Regions from separate parts of the Mus musculus genome. Here region 1 is linked to region 2. A link is a loop called in an ENCODE intact Hi-C map of the cell type or tissue named here. Cell type or tissue: left cerebral cortex. All regions are shown on one strand. Links, peaks and the distances in the headings refer to the core of each region. The heading gives the core; the rest is flanking DNA. Region 1 overlaps Tafa5 (TAFA chemokine like family member 5). Region 2 overlaps Gm35599 (a long non-coding RNA gene).

Region 1 (12,053 bases), core at 2,875-7,874, 300 kb after region 2:
TAGATTCTGTGTCACACAGGAAGTGATAGTAAATGATGATAAAGGAGATGGTTCTTGCGATGCTTTTCCAATCCCATCCCTCTCTAGCAAGCTGTTGGCCTGCTTACCTGGCCTCTCAGTAAAGTCTACAGGAGGGCTAGGGAGAAGCAGACGTTGGGCATGGGGAAGGCACATGCCCTGCCCTCTCACATACCTTGTGGAGAAGGATGGAGAAGAAAGCACTGTGGAGCCCTGAGATCCACGGGACCCTCTACATGTAGCCCTGAGCCATTTTGGAGAGGATGTGAGATGCAGACTGGCTCTGGAAGCTCAAGAGGACACAGGTCTGCAAAAGCTTTTTCCTTAAACACCCAGGTTTTGGCCCCTCAATGCATCGTGGGATCTACGCTGGAGTCAAGCACAGCTCAGCCTGTACCAAAAATAACCAGGCTGCTCTGATCAGCCTCAGGTTCCTTCCCAAACCCAGTGGGCTCCACTTGTCCCTGCCTGTCCACTGCCACAGCCTGTCCAGGGAAAGAAGGATTTATAGCAGAAATGAGTCACTTTTAAAATTCAATAATTTTGTAAAACAAAACAAAGCAAAACCAAACTTTATTTTTATTGTATTAATATTTTTGCCTGAATGTATGTCTGTTTGCTGTGTGGTGTGTGACTGGTCCCCTTAGATGTCAGAAGACGGCATCAGATCCTCTGGAAGTGAGTAACAGGTCTTAGGTTCTTGGCCAAAGCAGCCAATGCTCTTAACTACAGAGCCATCCCTCCAGCTCCATCAACAAGTATTTTTTTTTAAATAACATTTCTTAGGACCAGTATCTGGTATGTTGCTCAAAATCTTTGTCTGTTTTTGTTTGTTTGTCTTGTTTTTTGTATTTTATTTTATTGTACTGTACTGTACTGTACTGTACTGTATTATATTGTATTGCATTGTATTGTATGTTAAGAAAGGGTTTCTCTGTGTAACAAAAGCCCTGAATGTCCAGCCTGGAATTCGCTCTGTAGACCAGGATGGCCTCAAACTCCCAGAGGTCTGCCTGCCTCTGTCTCCTGAGTACTGGGATTGAAGGTGTGTGCCACCATGCCTGGCTCTCTGTCCTTTTTTTTTTTTTTTTTTTTCAAAAGACGGCCTACAACTGAGAAGATAGGGAAAATTGATAAAGTGCTTGCCAGTGGGCAGAGAGCCTGACTCTGATCCACAAAAACCATGAAATAAATTAACAAACAAACAAGTAAACCTATTTAAGAACTGAGCTTGCAACTGTAGCCTGTAATTCTCATACTGAAGAGGCAGACAGCCTGGCACTCACTGGCCAGTCAGCCTAGCTTGTCAGTGAGTTCCAAAGCAGAGAGAGAGAGAGAGAGAGAGAGAGAAAGAGAGAGAGAGAGAGAGAGAGAGAGAGAGAGAGAGAGAGAGAGAGAAAGAGAGAGAGAGAGAGACAGACCCTATCTTAGGGGCTTTCGGGGCACAGCATCTAAAGACAGACATCCAAGGTTGACCCCTGGCTTCTACATATGCAGGTACAAACTCTACAGGCACACATACATATGAGCATATACACACATGCAAAGACACACAAAAATCCCTAAAAATAAAAATAAATAAACTGACCAATGTCAGAGATATCCAAGTGTCCTGGGATTGGGGTCAGTCTTGCAGGGATGGGGTCACTTAGTGATTTCTAGTGAGATACAACCTAGCACCCCTGCATGCCTGCCCAGGGTTAAGTGTGTCCCTTTCAGTGTGAACACACAGGCTCACAGAATAATACTTGACTTCCAAAGTAGTGAGCTCACTAAATAAATTAAAGTTAAATCCTGTTTGTTCAATCAACAGTCAGCTCGGGGAGCAGCCGAGGAAGCTAGCAGTGGGTGAGGCTAAGTTCCCGGGAATTAAGATGCTGGGACATAGAGGGGGGGGGGGGGAGCCAGACACAGACACTCATCTTCCCCACAAGCTCTCAGTGGTAACCCGAGAAAGAGGCTTTTTGATAGCATGCTTGGCTCATGTAACACTTGCCTAGGCATCAATAGGATTTACAAGGATAGAGAGTTAAACTGCAAATCCACAGCTAACAGAAACACGCAGGGATGTCTCTGCCAGGCAAGAGGTTGGTGGGTTGAATCTTGGTCCTGTCTCTTTTGGGCCCCATAGGTCAGAAATCCATGCAGCATTATGGACAGCCGGGGTTGGGCTGCAAGTCTCGCTGTGTTGTTTTTGTTTGCTTATAAGGTAAGCATATAAACCAGAGCTTGTGCTGCTGTGCCCTGGCTTGGGTGCTTCAAAGATTTCAAGAATGTTCATAATCCCAGCTGTCACCCTAACTCCATGTCCCAAGTCCCACATAAATACAAAAAAGCTATGGGCATAGATTCCTGTTCCCTCCATCTTCCACCCTATACCCACCCTGCTCCCATAAGGCAGTAGGATCCAAGCAGGGCTCCTGACACATCACCCTTGTCCTGACCTGTCCTAGCTCGGAGAAATTAGAGTCCCTACAAACCCTGCACAAACAAGCAAGGCTGGCAACATGCTGGCAGGGTAGTTAGGGCACCTCACAGATGCTTGAACCCCATGCTATAGCTATGGTCACCTGCCCCCAGCCCTCTGGCTACATCCACTGAGTAGGCATGGTGAGCAAGACCTGTTCTAACAGAATCTGGACAAGCCGGGGCCGCAATTAGGACCACAATTCTCCTCTCTCTGGGTTCACAGCCCTATTCATCTTGGCAATCGCTCCAAGGCAGGCCCGCCAGAGTGGGATGGATTAGCCACAGGGTAGCCTGTATCTGCACACAAAAGAGAAAGTGTGGAAAAAAATGGCTCCCTGGGTCCCCCATTCTTCACCCCTTGGGGAGAAAAACCAGATTCATGGAAATGGCTATTTATACAGCTCTTTCTCAATCCCCAGGCAACAAGTCCCAATTGTCTAAGCTGCTTAGTTCCCTCTGTACTAGCAGATCCCGGTTTGCAACTCAAGCCTCCCAGAAGGGCCCTGGGACCCCCCTGGAGACCACAGTCTTCCACCTCTCACCGCACACCCTAAGGCCTATCCTGAGGCTCCTGCTTCTAATACCAGAAACCAAAAGAGACAAACAAGCAAACAAACAAGCACAGGGGTGTCATCCCTGACCTTTCTGCCAGAAGGAAACAGCAAAGGACATTGGGATCCAGGGTCCCAGAAGCAAACAAGTCAGAGTGGACAACGGGGCTTGCACAAGCTCCCTCAGAGAAGGCGAGGTAACCACTTGGGCTTTTCCTCAAGAGCAGCCTCCATGACACTACTTTCCTGCCCTAGGACCCCCATGGTCAGCATGCCCTACCTCCTTCCCTTACTCTACCATCCGACACAACATGCATATCCTATGGTCTATCCACACCAAATGCTTAGGCTTCCTTCAAATAAAGGGCTGTCTTGCAAACCCATCCTTCGGGGACATTCCCCTCCACTCCAGAACGAGCATACTGCCTTTGTGACCTCACACCTGGCCACCAGGGACACAAGAACTTCCCCCTTGACCAAAGGACCAAATCTAATAGCTTAGAAGACTCCAGGACTGGTTTATTCCCACCCAATCCCAGGCAGAAGGAACCCAGCCACTGTCTCTAAATGACCAGCATCTCTTTGACTGTTCACAACACAATAACTCAAGCAGGCTGGATAATTCAGAGAAGTCCCAACACCTTAAGCTCAATGATTGTCCCTCTGGTGAATACCCCAGAGAACAAAGAAGCTGTGGAAAGGGTAGAGAACTTGTATCCCAAACAAGGTCTCAACGTATAAGGACCCCACGTCCTGGGGTCTGTGGCACACCATGTCACCATGTGGTCTTCTCCACAGCCCTCCCCCCAAACACACACACACACACACACACACACACACACACACACACACACACACACAGCTGTCTAGCAGATAATACCAACTTGAGGACAGCCCTGGGGGTGGGTTTGGGGGCTGAAGGAAACGACTCATGTTTGCACGGAAAGTTATCTCAATAGCAGGGACCCCAGCCCATGGCAGAACCACTCACTCATGAAGTAGGTGACCTAAGCTTGAGGCTAAGACTGGCCTCCAACTCCAAGAAGAGCCTGTAAGCTCCAGATGAGCAGGCTCACCTACCTACAGCAAAACCAGCTACTTTCTTCAAAGTAGCACTTGAAATCAAGGGAGAACGATCTAACAATGTATAGCAGGCCAGAATGCTTCCAGGATCCAGGTAGCTCCCAGCCTACAGGAGATCACTAATTAGGCAGGGAGGCTATAGAATATCAACCCCTTCATCCTTAGAAACCTGGAGGTAGTGAGAACAGCTGTAGGAATCTGCACCAGTACTTTCCAGGGCTCAGTGTTTTCTACTGACCTAGGGGAAGGCTAGCCAATAGGGGCATGGCCAGTGCAAGGGTACTAGGACCACCTACAGTTGGTGCCCACCAGAGCAGGCTGAGCCCAGAGACACCAAGACTATAAAGGGCAAGAAGTTTCAGAGTGCCCACTATTTGTTGCCTACCAAGGCACACCAAACAAGCCAATGGAAAGAATCCCAAAGGGCCGCTGTGACCACAGAGTCCAATGTGTACTACACAAGTCTTAGCAAAGTCTCGAGAACTGGATGGGACAATCCTGCAATCCGGAAGGAGCCAGGAGGGCAAAGGAACCCAGAACTTGAGTGGTCTCAAGTTCTAGGCATTCTGGCAATAAAAAAATCTGCCCACCTAGCCTAAAGTCTGGTGGGTACCCGACCTGATCTGTAAAGCAGCATGGGACAGGGTGCAGTTTTCCCCAGTCCTCACCCCTTGACAACCTTTGCATCCCCAGCCCCCAATCCATTCAGTCCTGGCCTGCTCAGTACTGGCTTCAGCCAGGCTACCAAAGTGGAGCGCTGGTGCCACCTACCGAGGGTCCATGGCATGCGGGTAGGCGCAACTGCCACCGAGCCTTGCGGGGCAGGGGATGGCAACTGCAGCCTGGGCTTAAGCCTGGGCTCCAGTACTACACCGGAGCTAGCCAGGCCCCAGCACGCCCGGGCTCGCACCTAATCCGCGCCGACCATGAGCCCAGAGGCACCGAGGGGCGGCAGATCCAGCGTTGGGCTCTGGGAAGGCTCGCGCCATCGGCCACTCTGGCCCCGCAGAGCCTCGGCCCACCTCGCTGGCAGCGCTGGAAGGTGCTGGAAACAGTATCACGCGCAGGGGCCGCCGCGAGCAGTGTAGGGTACCGCGCGCGCCGGGGACAATTACCTTCTTTGAGGAACTGCGCGTGAATCACCAGGACGAGGAAGCAGCAGAGCGCGGCCCCTGCGAGTGCCCAGAGCGCCTTCAGGAGCTGCATCGCGGAGTGCCAACTCGGCCGACGCCCCCGAAGTCGCGCAGCGAAGGTCCAGGAGCCGCATCAGCGCCCCGCTGGGTGCAGCCGCTTTGGCCGCCCGATCGCGCCCTCCATCCGCCGCCAACGCCGCGCTCCGCCGCGACTGGAGGCGCCACTCCGGGAGGCGATCTGTGTCTTTTGGGCAGGGGGAGGGGACGGCGCGGGGGAGGGCGCCGGGGAGGGGGCGGGCGGGGGCGGGGAGGTTAGCAGAAAGTCTCGGGCCGCGGCGGCCGCCGCTCCGGCCACTCGGCCACCATCGCGCGCTGCGGGGCGCCGGGGGCCCGGGAGCGGGGGACTGGCCGCCGCGGCCCCATGAATCAGCCCCGCCGCCGCCCCCGGAGCCGCGCCGCCAGCAGGGCCCAGACCGGCCGCGGATTGCGCAACGGCCCGGCGGGTTGGGGGTCCGGCGCGGCCCCGGCTCTGGTCGCCTGTCGCCCCGCGCCAGAGATCGGCGTCGCCTTCCTCCACTGCTCTGTTGCCGCTGCCGCCGCCTTCTCCGGCTCCGCCGCCGCCGCTGCCCGCTCTGGCTCCGGCGGGGGGCTTAGGGGGCCGCTCCGCCGCCGCTGCCACCGCCGCGCAGAGGCAGCTTCAGGGCCGGGGCTGCGCGCCGCTCGAGGAGCCGCAGCACCATCGCCGCCGCCGGGGCCCGAGCGGCCCGGCCGAGTCCGCCGCAGTCCAACTTGCACGGCCCGGAGCCGCTGGGCTGGTCCCCTCGCCCGGGACGGTGCGGGCCTCCGCGCCCAGCCGGGAGAGCGCGCCTCCGCCGCCGCAGCCCGGACGAGGCCGGGCCCAGCGCTGCCGCGAGCCGCCCGCGCTGGCTGGGGACGCCGGGGGCGACGCTGAGGGTGGCCGCGCCGACAGGTGGGGCCGGAGACGCTGCGCGCCTCGCCGCCCGCGGGACGCTGCTGCTCCGGTGCTGGTGGCGCGCGCCCGCCGCTCGGCTCGGCGTCTTGGCGAGCTGCGGCGGGAACGGGAGCGCGGCGTGGGTCTCTGTCGGCCCAGGCGGCCAGGCCGCGCTGCCTCGGACTCTGGCCCGCGCCTGCCGCCGCCGTCTGTGCAGCGCCCGGGCCGCCGAGCTGCCGATGCGCACTGGGCCGCGGAGGGGACCCGGGGGACCTGGCCGCCCTGCAGCGCCCCCGTCTGGCGTGCCGGCGGGTCAGGTGGGGCTGGTCCAGCTGAAAACTGCGGGTCGGGCTCCACCTAGGTGCGCTGGGGCCTCACTGCAGAGCGGCCGGTTTGGCGCCGCTAGTGGGGGAAGCGAGCCCAGCCCCCAACCGGCTCCTACCCCGGGTCCTGGGAAGAATGCAGAACCACAAGGAGGACCAGCGGGCTGACGTGCTGCTAGACAGGTTCAGGGCAGGCTGCTCTCCGTAGGCGGTTTCGATGGGGTTTGAAAATAGCACAGCCGACCAGAAACACACAGCCTTCCCCACCACCACATTGCATCTTGGGCCTCCTGTGTGCCCGCCTCCAGCCAGCTGCGGGACACCCAATGGCACAGGCAGTGGATGCCCACAGCCAGCCCCAGAGGAAGCCAGCAGGCATTTCCCTGCCGCCGCCTCTATTCTTCCGCAAGGAAGAGCCGGCATTCGTGTCTGGAGGCACAGAGCTAAAGGCAGTGCTGTCCTTTTTTAGAGGGTCCCTCCATGCCAACAGCACCAGGACTAGCACAGGAGGCCTGAAGGCACTTTTGCCTGAATCGGATTTCAAATGCTCAGCTCAGAGCTTTGGGTAGGAAACCAGGGACCTATGCTTAGCCTGTGTTGCATGTCAGGGTGTGCGTTGTCTGGGGTCTGGGGCTCATCTGTTTCACATGTCATGCAAGAAAAGAGGCCAGTTCTGAAGGGCTCTTGGAGGTCAGAAAGATCAAACTTCTTAGGGTGTACTTGGGGAAACAGAAGTCTGCAGTAGCAAGATAACAATTAGAAGTAGAGCCAACTGGTCAACCAAACTTGATGCTGTCTGACTGACCAGACTTTACTATGCTCACACCTGGGCAGAAGAGGGGCTGTTCAAAAGCAATTTGTCTCTGTGGCTGCTAACACCCCTCTCTAACCCCTGAAGAGACATTGTTAGTTAGAACTCCCACCCCAACCCAGAAGAACCTTGTAACAGCTAACCAACTAAACAATTCAGAATCTACTATGGGAGGGACTTGGCTTTCTCTTAAGCAGTTCCCTGGAGCCCTTCCATGAAATAATAACCCCCACCTTACCATCTTAAGTACTCCTACAAATCTTCCGGCAAAGCCTTCCCTGCAGCAGCCTCAGGATCCTGCCCTGTCCATCTTGAGAAGCCTGACCTCTGCCAAGGTCGCTGGCCTACACACCTCACCTGGAGCAGTGTGTTCCACTTCGAAGGGCCCAGGGTTTGGTGGGTGCTCGTCACATGTACCCAGATTTGGTCCCAAAGAGACTGCAATCAGAGAGGGCCCACCCCTGACATTTGCTTTGTCCCCAGTCTGATCACTATCTAAAAAAGAACTAGCCATTTGAGGAATCTTTCTGCAAACTGAATTTATAAAAGGAAAAGAAAGATCCTACAGAAATTCATGGCCCACCAATTAATTCCTTCCCACTGGATAGCATGTGCATATCTCCAATTTTAAAGACCCAAAGGATCCTCCCCCAGGTGCTAAGCCCTCCTACTGGGCTGGCAGTCAGTGATGCTGGTGCCCTTTACAGAAACTACAGGTAAAATGCCAAGAACCTGAGTCTGGCACCCAGAGGAGCAGGTGAACTGTGCAAACTGAGGAGCCAACCGCACATTCACCTGACTAGTGGGAACCACCACAGGCTTCAGGAAGGGACACCAGGGGCTGTGGACACAACGAAAAGACCTTAAAAAAAAACATTAGACTGTGGCAGAATGAAGTTCAAGAGCTGGCAGGCCAAGGAAATTCTGGTGCTGTGAGCTGGGGAGAAGAGAGGAGCCATCTGTAGAGTATCCTTTCCCTCACCATGCCAAACAGTTGACACCATTTGAGCCATCCATTGAGCCTGCTAATGGAAGGGTACTTAGCCAAAGAGCTGCATCACCAAAGATGCAGGTGACTGGACCCCCTAGACCCCAATAACTGCTGCTGCCAGGACAGTTACCTGAAGAAGCCATGATGTGCTGCCCAAAGAGAGACAATCCCCTTATGTCATATACCTGAGCTATGGGAATCCAGACAGAAGGGAAGGGGGTCTTCTATTTTATGTATCTCTAGGTAGAAGTGAATACTGCTTTCAATTAGGCATGCAAGGCATAAACGCAATAGTTTAGCCATGACTGCGACTTTGTCACCAACAGAAATCACAGGTATTTTCATATCAAGTTACAGATCTATGGCTATCACAGTACATTGCTTATGTTCACCATTATTTCAAATTACAGTCATTCTACAGCTAGGCTTTTCATGTAATGCTTTAATAAAGACGCAAACATACCCTTTATTCAAAATGGTTTTTATTTTTTTTAACATTTGATAACTATATTTAATATAATTGGCTTTCTTAGGGATCTCATGTGTGTTTATATTATTCTAAGACAGGTTCCATAGACTTCAACAGTTAGCCAATTATGCCCATGACCCCTGCCCTTGTGGGAAAGTCAGGGCTGCATACATAATAGGTGTGGCATGGGGTAGAATGGAGGGAGGACCTCCATGCACCATAGCCTAAATGTCTGGACACTACAGTGCTCCAGATATGATATTCACCAGGCCAGCCCATTCTGGGGGAGGCTGCTTGGCCCTAGGCTCGAAGCCCACTTCCAAAGAGGCTTATGTGTGTGCACATGCGCGTGCACACACACACACACACACACACACACACACACACGCACGCACGCACACACACAATTTTCAGGGAACACAGGTTGAATACCAGAGAGAAGTCACTGCCTATTGACTCCTCACTGTGCACTGACAAATTCTACACCCTGGTCATTGCTGTACCCTGTCTGGTTGTGGACCTTTAAAGATCCTAACCAATCACTACACACTGATCATTTATCGTGTGTTGACAAGTTACAACACCCTAACCATTTACTATATTCTGACTGTTTCCTGAACACTGACCAGTTACTGCTCTCTGGCTGTAGACCTCCAGCTTCCCTCCCATGTAACAGAGCCGGACAAACAGGATCACCAGGTATCTACAAAAAGCCAAGCACAGAAAAGGGAGGCAGAAAATATACATTCCACAGCTAATTCTGAGAAGGCAGAAATGATTTGGGGATGAAGAAAGGAACTATAATAATCCTAAATTCCATCATCTTGCTAAAACATATAAGGAAACACTATAGTGACCACACAAAACCAGGAGACAAAATAGGCTTAAGATGAACACAGTGTTCAGGTCTTAAGATGCAGGGCTGTGTTATGTGGTGAAAAAGGCCAGGTCTAGAGAGTAGTCAGCAAACTTGCAGGGTGGAGCCCACAGAAGGGGAACACAGGAAAGGCCTAGGGGTGATACAATGTGGGGAGAAGATCTCAGGTGTCCAAGTCTCCTATTAGAAAGTCTGGAGGCAGAAAAGATCAAAGAGGAGGAAGAGGTACGAAAACGGAAGGGCTTGCTACCCAGAGCCAAGCAGCCCTGAAAGCCTGTAAAACCAAGTAGACTTCTGACCCATGGAATCAGAGAAGCGACAATGGGCTTTTGTTTAGCAATGCTGCCTTTCCCTCCAGAGAAGAGCAGTGTCCTTCCAGGCTGGTGGGAAAAGACACTACGAAAGATGCTGGCCAGCTCCTCTGTCCACAGAGGGCAGCTGAAGGGACCTTCCCACCCACATCCTGCTCAGAGAGCTGACAGAGGCTTCAGCAGAGAAAGGAATCACATGGAAGAACAGATAGCCAGGAGACTTTCGAGGTGTAGAGGCGTGGTGCAGAAGATGCACGAAGAAGCACTGGGCCCTGAAATTGGGAAGAATTTCCATCAACAGGCAAGATCTTTACAGTGAAATACCACGTCTCTCTCTTTCTCTCCGTGTTTCTAGTCACTGGTCTCCTCTGTGGGAAGCTACATGGACGGAACGGTCCAGGGAACAACTCTGTCTCTACACAATTCTTAAAACCAGCTCACAGACAAATCTCAGGAAAAGAATTCCAGCAGCTAGCTAAAACATCAAGTTCCTAAACTTCCGTCATTAAAGATACATGTGCACAGGGCTGCCGGGGGACGGCTTGGTGGGTAACAGCGCTTGCTCTACAAGCATTCCGCAGCAAGTATGAAAGCAAGGAAAGGTAGAGTCTGAGAGCTTCCTGTTCACTGAGAAACCCTTTCTCAAGGCAATAAGATAGAGAGTGAGGGAGGGAGGAGGACACTTGCTCTGGCCTTGGCATGCACACATATGAGCACGCGCATCCGTGGGTATACACACCCACACACTTACATGTATGCACCACACACATACCACACAATATGCATACAACATAACATATTCATACGAATGAATGAATGAATGAATGAATGAATGAAACAAACGAAGCAGTGGGTGTGGCTTGAATGCCAACTTGGACAGAGAAAGGCAGGGCGAGAAGAGAAGGGGTCTACTCTGGCTCTGGGACACACCCATGGACCTGGCCAGAGAATTAGGTGACATGGGGAAACCGTGGAAGGTAGTCTTCAGCAGATCACTACCCGTAGTGAGCAGGGTCTGAGAGGGAAAAGACATGCACCTAGGTCCCCAAGTGGCACTGCCCAGAGGTGGAAAGGATACATCAGCTTAGCCACTCTGCAGCACAGACTGAGTCTCTCAGAGGTCCAGGCCTTGTACAGATAAGGAACCAATGAACACCTCTCGATGCTTGTAAGCTGGAGCATGAGATGCTGAGTTTGAGTTGCTCCTGCCCTGCAGGCCAACCAGGTTGATATGGAGGCATCTATCTATCTATCTATCTATCTATCTATCTATCTATCTATCATCTGTAATCATTTATTTATATCTCCCTGTCTATCTATCTATCTATCTATCTATCTATCTATCTATCTATCTACCTACCTACCTACCTACCTACCTACAGTCACAAGTTTCCATGCATGCTCACGTGTGTATATGTGTACTGATTTAGTTTAGTGCGCACATATGCACACCTTTCTAGGTGCATTCCTATGTGCATAGCTGTGGCTACTGTTTGTGTTAGGGAGAGAGGTCTGTGTGCATCTATAGTGTGTCTGTACATGTGTGTATGGCCATACTTTCTCCTGAAAGCCACTCAGACATTTCCAAAGGCACATTCCCTGGAGTCTTCCCCGTGGCCTTGTCTCAACCATAATATGTGAGCATCAATGAAATGAACATTCCCAGTACCTTCCCATCCACCCAACCACTCCTGGTTTCCTCAGCACTCGAGGGAGTGGGGAACTTACTCAGACTTAGGAGGCCGTCTAGCATGCAGAAAACGGGAAAGTCTTTGGTCCATTGCCCATTGTTGGTCCTAAACAAGAAGTCCAGGGACATTTCTGCAGCCTTCCTTCACCCAAAATCTTCTAGCAACATAGTATCTCCACAGCCATGATGCGCAGGGTGGGTGGGGAGGAAGTCATGCCACATGAGACCCCCCAGGTCATTCTTCAGATGGAGTGCACAGGCAAGAACACCAATCCCCATCACTGGGAGCCTGCCTTAGACAGCTATCCACCAAGACCGTTTCCCTGTCTATGATATCTAGGTCCACCTTCAGGCTGGTCAACCCTGCAAAGTGGC
Region 2 (12,053 bases), core at 2,817-7,816:
ATCTTTCTGTCTGTTTTTGCTTTTTCTTGTTACTGACCTAGAATAGAGATGGGTTTGCTGGAACCAGCGGGCATCATGGAATATGAAAAATGGTGCTACCTAAAAGGCTATCTGTAAACAATGTAATAGCCAAGAGTCCAGGAGTTGGTGACCTAGTGTCACCACAGATGTGCATTCCCAAGCCTGGCCTTCATAATTATATGGAGTTTTTCCACTATTTCTTGTGCTTTTAGAAAGCTCCCTTCTGTCTTGCGATACAAGTTTATTCTCTTATCCTGAATTCTCACCTCAAAGGCCTAAAAAATAGAGTTGACAGATTTTGAAGAGTGAGCAGAAGAGGACAATTTACCCACAAGGGAGCCACAAGTGAAAAGGCAGATATCTGAGACTCCTAGTGGCAAGACACTCTGCTTCTTGGGCTTTTGTCACCTTGACACAGGTGAGAGCCACCTGGGAAGATAGAATCTCCTTTGAGAGAATGGCTTAATAAAACCATAAGACTAACAAGTAGGCAATTCCACATGACCTTGGTCGATGTGGGAAGGCCCCATTTATTGTAGTCAGTACTATCTCTGGGCAGTTAATCCTTGAAGCTATAAGACACATATACAAATAATAAACTGGAGAGCAAGCCAGTTAACAGCATTCTTTGATGATCTCTGCTTCAGTTCCTGCCTCCAGGGACCTGCCCTGAGCTCCTGCCTTGACTTTCCTCCATGATGAGCTATTACTTGTAAGCCAAATCAACTCTTTCTCTGCCAAGTTGTTTTTTCTCATGGAGTTCTAACAAAACAACAGAAACAAAGCTAGAAGAGAAATTGGTAGCAGAAGTTGGGTATCACTACCTCTGAGTCACTCCTGCTTGCCCCAAGTGCCCTGGAAGGGTAAGGGTTGACACTGGCCAATGCTAACTACACAATGTTCTAAGAAATGCCTGAACTCAGACATTTGGGGAATGGGGGAGGAACATAAGAGATTAAAAAAAAAAAAAAACTTCAGCACTATAGCAGACCTCCTGAGGAGTGGACATGTTGTTTGGGGGAGGATTGTGAACGTGATTATAACTTTGGGCTGGAACATTCTGAGCATCCGGAGCCTAATGAGCTGCTGTGGGAACTTGTAATGTTGAGAACAATGCAGATAATGGTGACCTGGCTCATAAAGTTCAGGAGTCTGAGAGTTCCTCAAAGTATCTCTCAGAGCCATTTGTGTATTCTTGTATTATCTGTGGCATCTGATCAGTTGAAGCTGAAGAGTTAACTGTGATCAAGAAGAGATAAGAATTGTTGAGACAAAAATCTGCGAAGTATTTCCTCAAGTTCAGCACACAGAAACTGTAGTCTGGAGGGAGCCAGAGCTACAACTCACGCCGGCGACTGGATTTGTAAAAAATGTAAGAGTCTCCCACGTGGTACTGATTTGGGCAGGAGGAAAGCTGCAGGATTTAAGGGGTCATGGAAAGCAGATGAGGCTTGGCATTGTGAAAGAACAGGGAAAACTACTGGTGAAGGACAGTCAGTTGACCAAGGGTAATGGCAGGTGTGGAGTGGAGCCATTTCTCACCTACAAGACAAGCCGAATCTGTTGCAGATGGCAAAGGCAGAGAAGAGGGGTTGCCCAGACCCTTTGGAACCCAAAGGGTTGTGAGTGGTTTCCACACACCAAGCAACACACTTTCTACCCTGTTGAATTTTGATTTTGTTTGTAACTGTGCTGGGTTCTTCTTGGAATTAAAAAAAAATGTGTAACTTATTGTTTTACTTGTTGGGAGCCCACAGTTAAAGAGACTTTGGAATTTTAGACAGCCTTTGAATTATTAGGGAGACTTTAGCTATTTTAAAGAGACTGAACTTTTAAAGACTGTGGGACTCGGAAAACTTGGAGACATGTTTTATATTGCGATATTAACATGCAGCCTTGGTAACAAACAAGAAAGAAACTTCTAGCAAGCATTTAACAATGGTGTGTTTGTGTCAAGTTGATAGAGAGTCAATTGTGCTGGTTCGTTCTGTCAACTTGACATGGGCAAGGCTCATCTGAGAAGAGGGAATTTCCATTGAGAAAACACTTCCATAATATTGGCCTGTAGGCAAGACTTTGTGATGGCTTCTTGATTGTTAATTGGTATGGGAGGACTCAAGTCATTTTGAGTGATGGAACCCCTAGGCAGGGGGAGTCCTGGGTTGTATCAAAAAGCAGGATGAGAAAGCCATGAAAAGCAATCTAGTAAGCAGCATTCCTCCATTTCTGCCTCTGGGTTCCTTCCCCTGACATCTTGCCTTGACTTCCTGCTTTGACTTTCCTCCATGATGGACTGTAACCAGAAAACAAAACAAAAACCAAATAACAACAAAACCTCTTCAAGTAGCACTTGATCATATTGTTTTATCACAACAATAGAAAGCAAACTGGCTCAGATATCAAAAAAGAGGAGCTGTGAGTGTCCTATCAATTCCTCATAGACCTGGAGATGCCAACTCAGGGATCCTAGCAACAGTTCTGAGCTCTTGGCTCATGGGAAGGGACCTTGGGATACCACCAGAGAACGGGTATTTAAGGAGTGAGTATAGATGGTAGGTTTGGAAAGCAAAGATGGTAGGTTTTTATCCCCAAGGCAGGAATGTGTTTTTTGCTTTTGCTAAGTCCTCAGTGAGTCAGTCCCTGGTGTGCCTTAGGAGTAGAGATGGTTGGTTCCTAAGAGCAAGAATGAGCTCTCTTCTGCAGGAGTTAGAAGCAGCATCTTTCAGAGCAGGAGTGATAAGTAGGTCTCTCTGTCTGTAGCAGGACTGGCAAGAATCTAAGCAAGATTCCCCACATGCTGCACAAGTGATGGATCTTGGAGGCAGAAATAGTCTTCTTCAGGAGGGTTGTCCGACAAGCCTGCTGTCCTCAGGAGAGACTTGGATCTAGACCCCCAGACAGAGCCAGGAGGCAGCCAAGAGCCAAGGCTCTGATTGGCTGAGCATATGCATATAAAATGAAGTTATATATAAGGACCAATCAAGAAAGAAACTCTAGAAGAGAAAGCAAAGCCCTGCCCAAAAGTGGGAGGTTCTTCAACCTGGGAAGCCCCTGTGTCTCTTCTTCTCTTCCCTCAGTATTGGAGGGAACATGCATAAAGGACAAGAAAGATTCCTTTTGGCTTCCCCTGCCTTCTTTTCAGGCTCCTTCCTTTGGTATGTGACCAACAGCAACTTTAGAGTGTAAAGCTATAAAAAGCTCCCCAGATCACAGCACTTTGTCTTCCTGAGATATGGAAGGTGCAGACCTTGTAGCCCAGTGATGTGGAGCTTACCTACAATGGTTATTGTCTTAGTTAGGGTTTCCATTGCTGAGAAGAAACACCATAACCAAGGCAACTCTTACAAGAGAAAACATTTAACTGGGGCTGACTTACAGGTTCTGAGGTTCAGTCCATTGTCATCAAGGCCAGAACATGGCATCGTCCAGGCAGGCATGGTGGTGGAGGGGCTGAGAGTTCTACATCTTGTTCTAAAGGCAAACAGGGAAGACTGGCTTCCACACAGCTAGGAGGATGCTCTCTCAAAGCCCACTCCCACAGTGACCCACTTCCTTCAACAAGGCCACACATCCTAACAGTGCCCCTCCCTGGGCCAAGCACATACAAACCACCACAGTAATGTTGGGAACAAACAAAAGAAACTTATTCTAAGTGCTACCTTTCATTTGCAGACTCCATTTAATCAGAGGGAGAAACTAAATTCAAGGTCCCAGGCCCTCAGGGAGCTGGAGACTTCCCCAAAACTGAACAGCTTCTGTTATAAACAGCAGTCTGAGTCCAGACATCTCAGAGACAACTTGTAAGGAGACAGTTGTCTAAGTTTAGCCATCTCAAGAACAACTTCTCCATCTTGTTGGCACAGTCAAACAAGATCCTAATCCCAGGCCTAAGAATGAACACCTACCCTACTTTCCCAAATGTTTTCTTACTTATCTGTTAACCAGTAAAGAATATAGAAATTGCTATTATCTAAACCAGGGTGCATACGTTGTAAAAATATATAACCGATTGCCTGTGTGCCCCAATTAACTACATGCACTCATCCACTCCTTTGTCCCCTTATCACTCTGTGCACGGACCTAATGTCTAAGAGAATGGTTTCAGGACCTTGAAGCCAGGTGCCCTGGAGACAGCCCAGTCTCCAACTGGTACTCCCTTGCTTAACCCATAATGTCAAAAACCAATTGACTAACACTCCAGCTCCTCCCAGTTCTCCCTCCCCTTGCCTTGTGCTCCCATCCTTTAAAAATGCTGTACAGTCTCCCTTTGGGGATGTGGTTCATACCCACCTCCCTGAGCTCTCACAAAGAAAAACTTTCAATTTTTAAGCTTCCGGATCTGAAGTGAGTTTTCTCCTTTTTGAGCTTCTATAACTGAAGTAAGTTTTCTCGGCTTCCACACGGAACCCAGCTCTGAAAAAAAAAGAAAAAAGAAAGAGAAAGAGAGAGAGAGAAAAGAAAAGAGAAGAAAAGACAAGATAAGACATGGTGTCTTAGAGGGAGTGCTTTCTAATTTTATGTCAACTTGAAACAATCTGGAGTCACCTGGGAAGTGGAAGAAACAACCTTAGAAAATTGGTCCCGCCATACTGGCCTCTGTAAATCCCGTGAGGCCTTCTCTTGATTGAGTGACTTGCGAGGGCCCAGCCTGTCCTGGGTTATATAAGAATGCAAGCTGAGCAAGCCACAGGGAGTAAACCAGCAAGCAGCACTCCTCCATGGGATCTGCTTCTGCTCCTGCCTCCATGTCCCTGCCCTGATCTCCTGCCTTAGCTTCTCTCAATGATAGATGTATGACCTGAAAGCCAAATAAACCCCTTCCCAACTCCGGGTTGCCTTTGGCCATGGTGTTTGCTCACAGTGATAGAAACTTAATCATAGCCGAGGGTAAAGAGACTTGCCGTTCAAGTCGTGACAGCATGGGCTTGATTCTCAGGATTTATGGTGAAAGAAAAGAACTCCTGAAAATTATTCTCTGACCTCTATGCATGTGTCACGGTGTGTGTTGGATCCCCTTGAGCTGGAGTTTCAGGTGGTCATGAGCTACTCAGTAAGTACTGAGAACCGTACCCAGGTCCTCCACAAGAATAGCCAGTGCTCATAACCACTGAGCCACCTTCTAAGCTCCATCACCTGACAGTTATATTCTTTTACTGGATATTTTTGGACTTACAAGGTATCATTGGCTCGTTCTTCTCTCCCTCCTGTGAGAAGTCTGCTCACACCTTTGTACAGGGGTTTTGCTTGGTGATGTCATTTCCTTGGAAGGGTTTTTATAGAGTCTGTCACACTGCGCCAGCTCACCCGGCTGTGTCTTCCTCAGACCCATGGTTGTAATTATGGTCTCTGAGGCTCCTTGTTCCATAGAAATTCAAAGTTTTGTGCTGTTGAATGAATCAATCTTTTATTTTTATTTTTTTAAGGCAGGCTTCTTAGGTCTTTTTGACACATCTTTAGCTAGCTCCGGTCATAAAGATAGAATCTCTTACATTCTTCTGAGTATTTTAATGTTTCACTCTTACACCCAGCCACCCACCCACTTGAGACTTGCCTTTGTATTAATATAAGCCGAAGGTGGATTTTATATAGTTTTTCCACGTGAAAACCAGTGGCTCTGACACTATTGGTGGTGCCATGGCCCCTCCTCCCTCTTCTACACGGTGTCCCTTCCCAAGGCAGTATCCCCCTACCTGAAGCCTTGTGGATCTGAGTCGGACGGTTCTTCTATGGCCTGCAGGGGGCGCTGTACCCTTCTTGCCCATCCTTGTGTCTGCATGGGGAGCCGACAGCTCTTTGCCTCCACAAAAGGCTTTCTTGATTTTGCCAGTGGGCACCAGCATTTTGTCCTGGGCATTGGCCTTGTATACATCTTTGCGGTTTGCTCCCTGATTCTTGGGATTTTTAAGTCGAATATTCACAGCTCTGAAGCCACAGCGTCCCTTCCCCCTTTCTGTTCATGGGAGCAGACCAAGGCTGAGGCTGCATTTCAAAGCTCCCAATGCCCTACCAGCCCCTGTTTATCCCTAAAAGTTTATCAGGCTGACTCTGTTCTAAGGACCACTCAGTGTTTGCTAAGCTCTCAACCCCACCCTCAGAGCCTACCCTTGTCTTCTGCTGCAAGAGTTAGATCCGATCCGCTCTGCCCCATCAGCACTCCCTGCTGCTTAGCCTCAGCACAACACTTTGGATTTCTATGAAATAAGAAGCATCACACAGCTGCTCTGCACACACCTGCCTGTTCTCAGTGTAGGACCATGCTGTCTGTGTTTCCTGGGCTTCCTAGTCCACGACCACCGTGGTAAATCTTAGCATTGGTCACTGAAACAGTGGTTGGGGTGAGGGGTGCGAGAGCAGGCTCCCTTTGCATCCCAACTCTAAGCCCCAGACCTGTCACCAGGCAGACCAGACGGGCTGTCTATCCCACATTATTCTCAGGGTACTGCCTCTGATATGTAGGCTAAGATTTGAGTAGAGGGATGTGAACCACACCTACTTGTGTGGATCTGTGAAACATGGGGAGAACCACCCGGTGCTCCCATGTGTCCCCTACTGTGGGATTGAGCAGAGAAGGCATGTAGCACCAAGATCATAGACAATGTGGGCTGGGAAGGAATGAGTCATAGACACAGGAAGAGCCCAGGCTGAGAGGGGAGATGAGGCTTGTACAGGTTATCACAATGTATACTTCTGCAGAGAGAAACCCTGAGAGAAGGGGGCTGATCATAAACCCTTTCTGCTCCTGGTACCAAGTGAAAAGCAAGGGGCAACCTCAGAGCCCTGGCTTTGGGTCTACAAGCAAGCAAGCGACAGTGATGTGAGCCCCACATGGATCCACCAAGTCAGGACCTAATGGGCCTTCAGCTTTTACTCAGGCTCTTGCTGTCCTCGGGTGTGAACAAATGCAGGACTGAGAGTGTGTGTGTGTGTGTGTCTGTGTGTGTGTCTGTGTGTGTGTCTGTGTGTGTGTGTGGTGTCTGTGTGTGTGTTTGTGTGTGTGTGGTGTCTGAGTGTGTGTCTGTGTGTATGTGTGTGTGTGTGTGAATGTGTGTGTAATATGTGTGCGTCTGTGTGTGTTTGTGTGGTGTGTATGTGTCTGTGTGTATGTGTGTGTCTGTGTGTGTGGTGTATGTGTGTGGGTCTGTGTGTGTGTCTCTATGTGTGTGTCTGTATGTGTGTGCAGGAGCGCACACTCTTGAAGGAAGGTCCTGCCTATCAGGGGTCCTTGCCCTTGTTTCCACCAAGCTTCCCGCAAAACTTTATTACCTGCCTTGATTAGGAACTTTCTGGAGAGGCCCGAAATAGGGTGCGCTGGGAACAGAGATGTCTCTCTGGCCATCTTTTTGCTGGCTTCCCATCTTCCCTGGATGCTGTGTTGGAACCGACCACACGTCAAGAATCTCCAGCCTCCTTCCCAGCAGGCCCCGCTTCTAACTCTCAGAGCTGTGTGCTTTTTTTCCAATTGTCTTAATTATTTTGCTAATTAGAAAAACCTCTTTTTGTTCAATTGGCATTTAGGAGGCTCCCCGGAGAGCTGGCAAGTGTACTCAGAACTTGCAGCAGCGAAGGCTTCAGCCTCAGCTCCTCCGCAAAGCAACACCCAGAAGCGGCAGGCATAGACTGCAGCCCCGCTGGAGTTCAGCCAGCAGGCTCCTTCCGTAGCACCCTGAATTGCTTTCTTCTTCTTCTTCTTCTTTCAGTGTGTAAGGAGGAAAATTGTTCCCCAGCTTTAGTCACATGGACTTTCTTCTCTGGTCACGAAAAGACAAAGGGAACTTGACAGGGTCAGCTCCTCTCTATTTTAATCATGGAAAAATTGTCCGAAGAAGAAGAAGAAGAAGAAAAAGAAGAAGAAGAAGAAGAAGAAGAAGAAGAAGAAGAAGAAGAAGAAGAAGAAGAAGAAGAAGAAGAAGAAGAAGAAGAAGAAGAACCTTGAATTTCCCAAAGACAGTCTGTCAGCCTTGAGATAAGTGAAGGTATTTAGAGGTAAGGTGATAGTCCTACTGAGCCCTTCCAGTTAGGTACCAGTCTGTGAAAAATGGCCTGACTCTGGTTAATTAGATCAATACAAAATAAGCTATTTTACAATTTCTATCAAAATCTGGTTCTGGCAGTTTAGATAGAACCCAGATGTATGAGGTGTGGCCATCCGATGACGCACCGGCCTCCGTATGCCACAGATAAGATGCTTTCATAGAAAGGGTGTGAGAAGTATGTTGTGGGCAGCTTAGCCAGTAGACAACTTTAGAGGAAACATGGACAGAGAAAGGTCTGGAACCTCAGTTGTGTGCTTTGCCCTGCACCCAGGTGACCCGATTGGAGATCCCACGGCATGAGATGAGGAGACTGGGGTCTAATACCTCAACTTGAGCAGAGTCTGCTTAACACGAGAGTTGAAGGTGCTGGTGCAGTAGAGAGCAGAGTTTCCAGAGGGCAAGGCTGTGAGGTGTGTGGCTGGAGGCCTTGGGGGCCCCTGATGCTGTCTTCCAGAGGGCAGCTTTGGGTCACCAACAGCATTAGTTCTTTGTAGAGAGCTTTGGAGCACAGAAGTAGAGCTTGACAATGGAGGTCCCAAGGACCCAGAAGACCAGCCCCGCAGTCATGGGAACCTAGCATAGACTCTATAGAGAATGTCGTCCTCTGTCCCAGGGTGCAGCAAGACAGCTTCCAGAAGTTTCTGTGGACCTAGGAGCTGATGCACAGCTTCAGCTTCCTACCGTGCACACCCAGGTGACTCACACATAGTGTGCTGAGTGTCATCCTTCCGAGTGGCTCCTGAAAGTCACTTAGCCACTGAACAGCTGTAAGTTCATGATATTTATTCTAGATTCCAAATGTGCCTGTGACCAACCATATTCATCATCAAGACCCTTTCAGTACTGGGCTCTGTGGATCTTGGAAGCACTGGCAGGGTAGCTCCCTCCTCATTAAGGGGACCAGAAGTGACACTGCACAGTCTTGAGACCCAGTCCTATGCTGAGGCTTCCTATGCGGACTGAAGACCTTGCTGATAGAACTCTGGGGGCAGATTACATCGCCTGTGGTGGGACTAGAAAGGCATCCCTAGAAAGATCAGGACTCTGGTGAACATCGTCAAGAGGGACCAGGAGTAACTGCAGACACGTGGGGCTTTGGCTATGTGATGGGCAAGCCTGGCCTCTGGGAGAACCAAGCCAAGTGGGATAGTCAAAGGGAGAGGTCAGATCCTATTGGGCTTGAGATTAGCTCCTCAGTGCTGCTGTACCCAGAAACAGTGCCTGAGTTCCCAGCATGCCTCATTCAGGGAGGGTGTTGAAGGCCAAGAAATGATCACACACAGCCCTAGAGTCCTCACAAGCCACGGCCACACCGTGCCACCTACACGAATTCTTTGTGGTCACCAACTTTTAAATTATGTTCTGTCTAACAAATAGTCCTGGCAGAGATTTCATTATTGGGCACTAACTGGACATCCTTCTCCCAGTATATGGCCCAGCCCTAGCCTTGCTTGGCCTGCTGTTCTTCTGAGGGCTTTTAGCACCAACCATACTGTCCACCTGGATGCCCAGGTCAAGCATTAGTGATCGTGGAAGCCATAGATAGCCTTGCATTATCTTGGTCAGGTGACATGACACATCTCGTTTCACAGAGGAAATTATAGAGGAGGAAGCACTTGGAATTAACTAGGAAAAGGAAGTTCTTATCTTCCTCTGCCCCAGCCTTCATCCCTTGGCTGCAGTCAGTGCCTAGACCCCTAAGACAGATGTTTATGATGGAATACGGCAGACCCTACCAACTGTAATACAGCCACTGATAGTCTGAACCTCCTGGGACAGGACAGGACAGCAGAGAAGAACTGCAGGGCAAATTTGTGCACTTGGATTTGTTTTATCTCAACAAAAATCCAAGAATGGGGGAGCACTTGACCTTCTCAGCTCTAGCTCCGCCCCCTCCAAAATGGGCAGGTAGCCTGTCCCTTGTAACCCTCTTCCCTCCTACACTGTTCTCACTCAAGGAACCTTTGTGGGGATCCCACAAGGATTCCTCACCTCTGACTTCTGGATTCATTTAGTGATCCTCAGTGACCAAGGACACCAGGCCACTTGCTCAGTGCCATGGACCTCAGGCTACCTGTTTGGTAGCCCCCAAGTGGCCTCGTCACAAGACCTCCTCAGTTGCTAGGGTCTGTCCTACATTCCATCAGAAAGACATACAGCCTACTGATGGCACTACTACCTGTCTGGGGTCAAATAGAGAAGTCCAAACATTTTGGGCTCATGTGTAAACAGACATAGAGCTTCCAAAGCATTATTGCTTTTATAATTTCCCCTTTCATAGTCACCCCCACAACCCTCATTTCACTACTGAGCCTATCCAGAGTCTGTCAGTTTCTACCTCAAGAGCTTCAGATATAGAGTCTTACAGTGAGGACCAGCAGGGTCCTGGAACAGAGAAACCCTAGACTCACTTCTCCATGGAGGCCTGGCCTGTTTCCTGAGGGTCATCTCTGTTTAGTGTCTGAGTGATGAGGTCTTCATAGAGCTGTCCTAAGTGATGTGGTTAGTTCTAATAATTCTGAAAGATGTCCTTCCTGCAAATGCATTCTAACTGCTCTGAGGTAAGGATGTATCTCAAAGGAGCCACCTTTCACATCCACTAGCTGCTCTCATCCTACACTGTCTACCAGGGCTGGTCATCCTTCATTTGGCACCCAGCATACAAAGTAACCCAAACAAGGCATGGAGATGACAGAGTTTTAACCACATCATTCTTCTACATCCATCTGGGATAGCACATGGCTCTCCCCTCCATGGTACCTCCAGAAGCTAATCTCTGCTTATAAATGTGTATGTGGGTGCACATGTGTGCCTATGGAGGCTAGTGGTCAAATTCATTTGATGTCTTTCAGGTGCCACCCACTTAGTTTCTGAAGCAAGGTCTCTTCATTGCCTGGGAGCTAGCTAACTTCACTAAGCTGCTTGACCATTGAGTCCCAGAGGTCAGCCTATTTCTGCCTCCCCAGCCGTTTAATTATAGGTATACAATAGGACATCTTTACATGTATTCTGAGGAGCAAACTCAGGCCCTGAACCCAGTGAGGCAAATACTTGGCTTGCTGAACCATGTCCTCACTGTCTTGCATTACTGCAGTGGATTGTCCTTGATCCATTCCACTTCGTCATATGAGGCGTGACTCTGGTGACAACTGAAAATGTCACCTGTGGTTTTCATTGAGAGAACTGGAGACTGACCTGAAATCAGAAGAAATAACCGAAACACCAGGTCTGATGTCCATTCCCTAATTCAATTACATCTTATGATGAATTTTGAGAGCTCACTTGACATCTGGTCAGACTCCTGACCATTTGGAAACATTTTCCCACCTTTCCCTGCACCTCGAATAATCTTTTTCAAAGGAAGTGATATAGATTCTGATAAGGTTCAATTTCCCCATTTCAGATAGGTGATTTTTGTGTCAAGTCTAAGAATTCTGTGTAGAACATGGATTCTGAAGAGTTTATTTCACTTTGTCCGAAAAATAATTATACATTTTAATTTAATTCTGTGACACGTTCTCATTAACTTCTGTAAGGTTTGAATTTTAGGCGGAGGTTCACTATTTTGGCCTGTGGATATCTACTTATTCACGATATAAACTTTCTAAACTATGACTATTCAGTGTCTTTCTGTTTATGTAGGTCTTCTGTGAATATTTTCACTCACATTTTTTTTCAAATCAACCATAATACACAACTGTCATCCCAGAACATGGGCTGGAACAGAGGATCATGAATTCGGGGTCATCCTGGGCTACATGGTGATACCCTGTGTTAAAAAATAATTTGGGACCGAGGAGATTGCCCAGACTTCCATGTAACAGTGAGGACCAGAGTTCATATCTCCAGAACCTATGGCAATACCAGGTAAGCATGGCGATACCTGCAATTCTAGCAAGCTGGGTAAGGACACTAGTCATATTGTTGAGCTCTTGGTTTTATTGAGAGACCCTGTGGCATTGAATAAGGAGGAAGAACTGTTGAGACCTGTTCCTGACA

The links. Peaks named below come from ENCODE experiments on the same cell type or tissue, not always from the same donor. Only the 100,000 strongest peaks of a DNase experiment are listed, where the experiment ranks them.
Region 1: it touches region 2 in a loop (5-fold over the local background); 4 of 42 quality-filtered maps call a loop at or near these places.

What each region holds. Positions count from the first base shown.
Region 1 is chr15:87,618,670-87,630,722 of GRCm38, reverse strand. The region is part of intron 1 of Tafa5 (TAFA chemokine like family member 5); the gene reads right to left. Among named protein-coding and RNA genes, the nearest start is that of Tafa5, 80 kb to the right of the region's middle. In left cerebral cortex, for the core only: CTCF peaks have their summits at 4,896 and 6,555; DNase peaks (open chromatin) are centred at 4,901, 5,221, 5,828 and 6,580; H3K4me3 peaks cover 3,461 bases; H3K27ac peaks cover 1,898 bases.
Region 2 is chr15:87,917,802-87,929,854 of GRCm38, reverse strand. It overlaps Gm35599 (a long non-coding RNA gene), which reads right to left. Exons shown (of 12, transcript XR_003951504.1): 11 at 4,312-4,434. Among named protein-coding and RNA genes, the nearest start is that of Gm35711, 110 kb to the right of the region's middle. In left cerebral cortex, for the core only: a CTCF peak has its summit at 5,756 (motif pointing right); DNase peaks (open chromatin) are centred at 5,785, 6,574 and 7,612.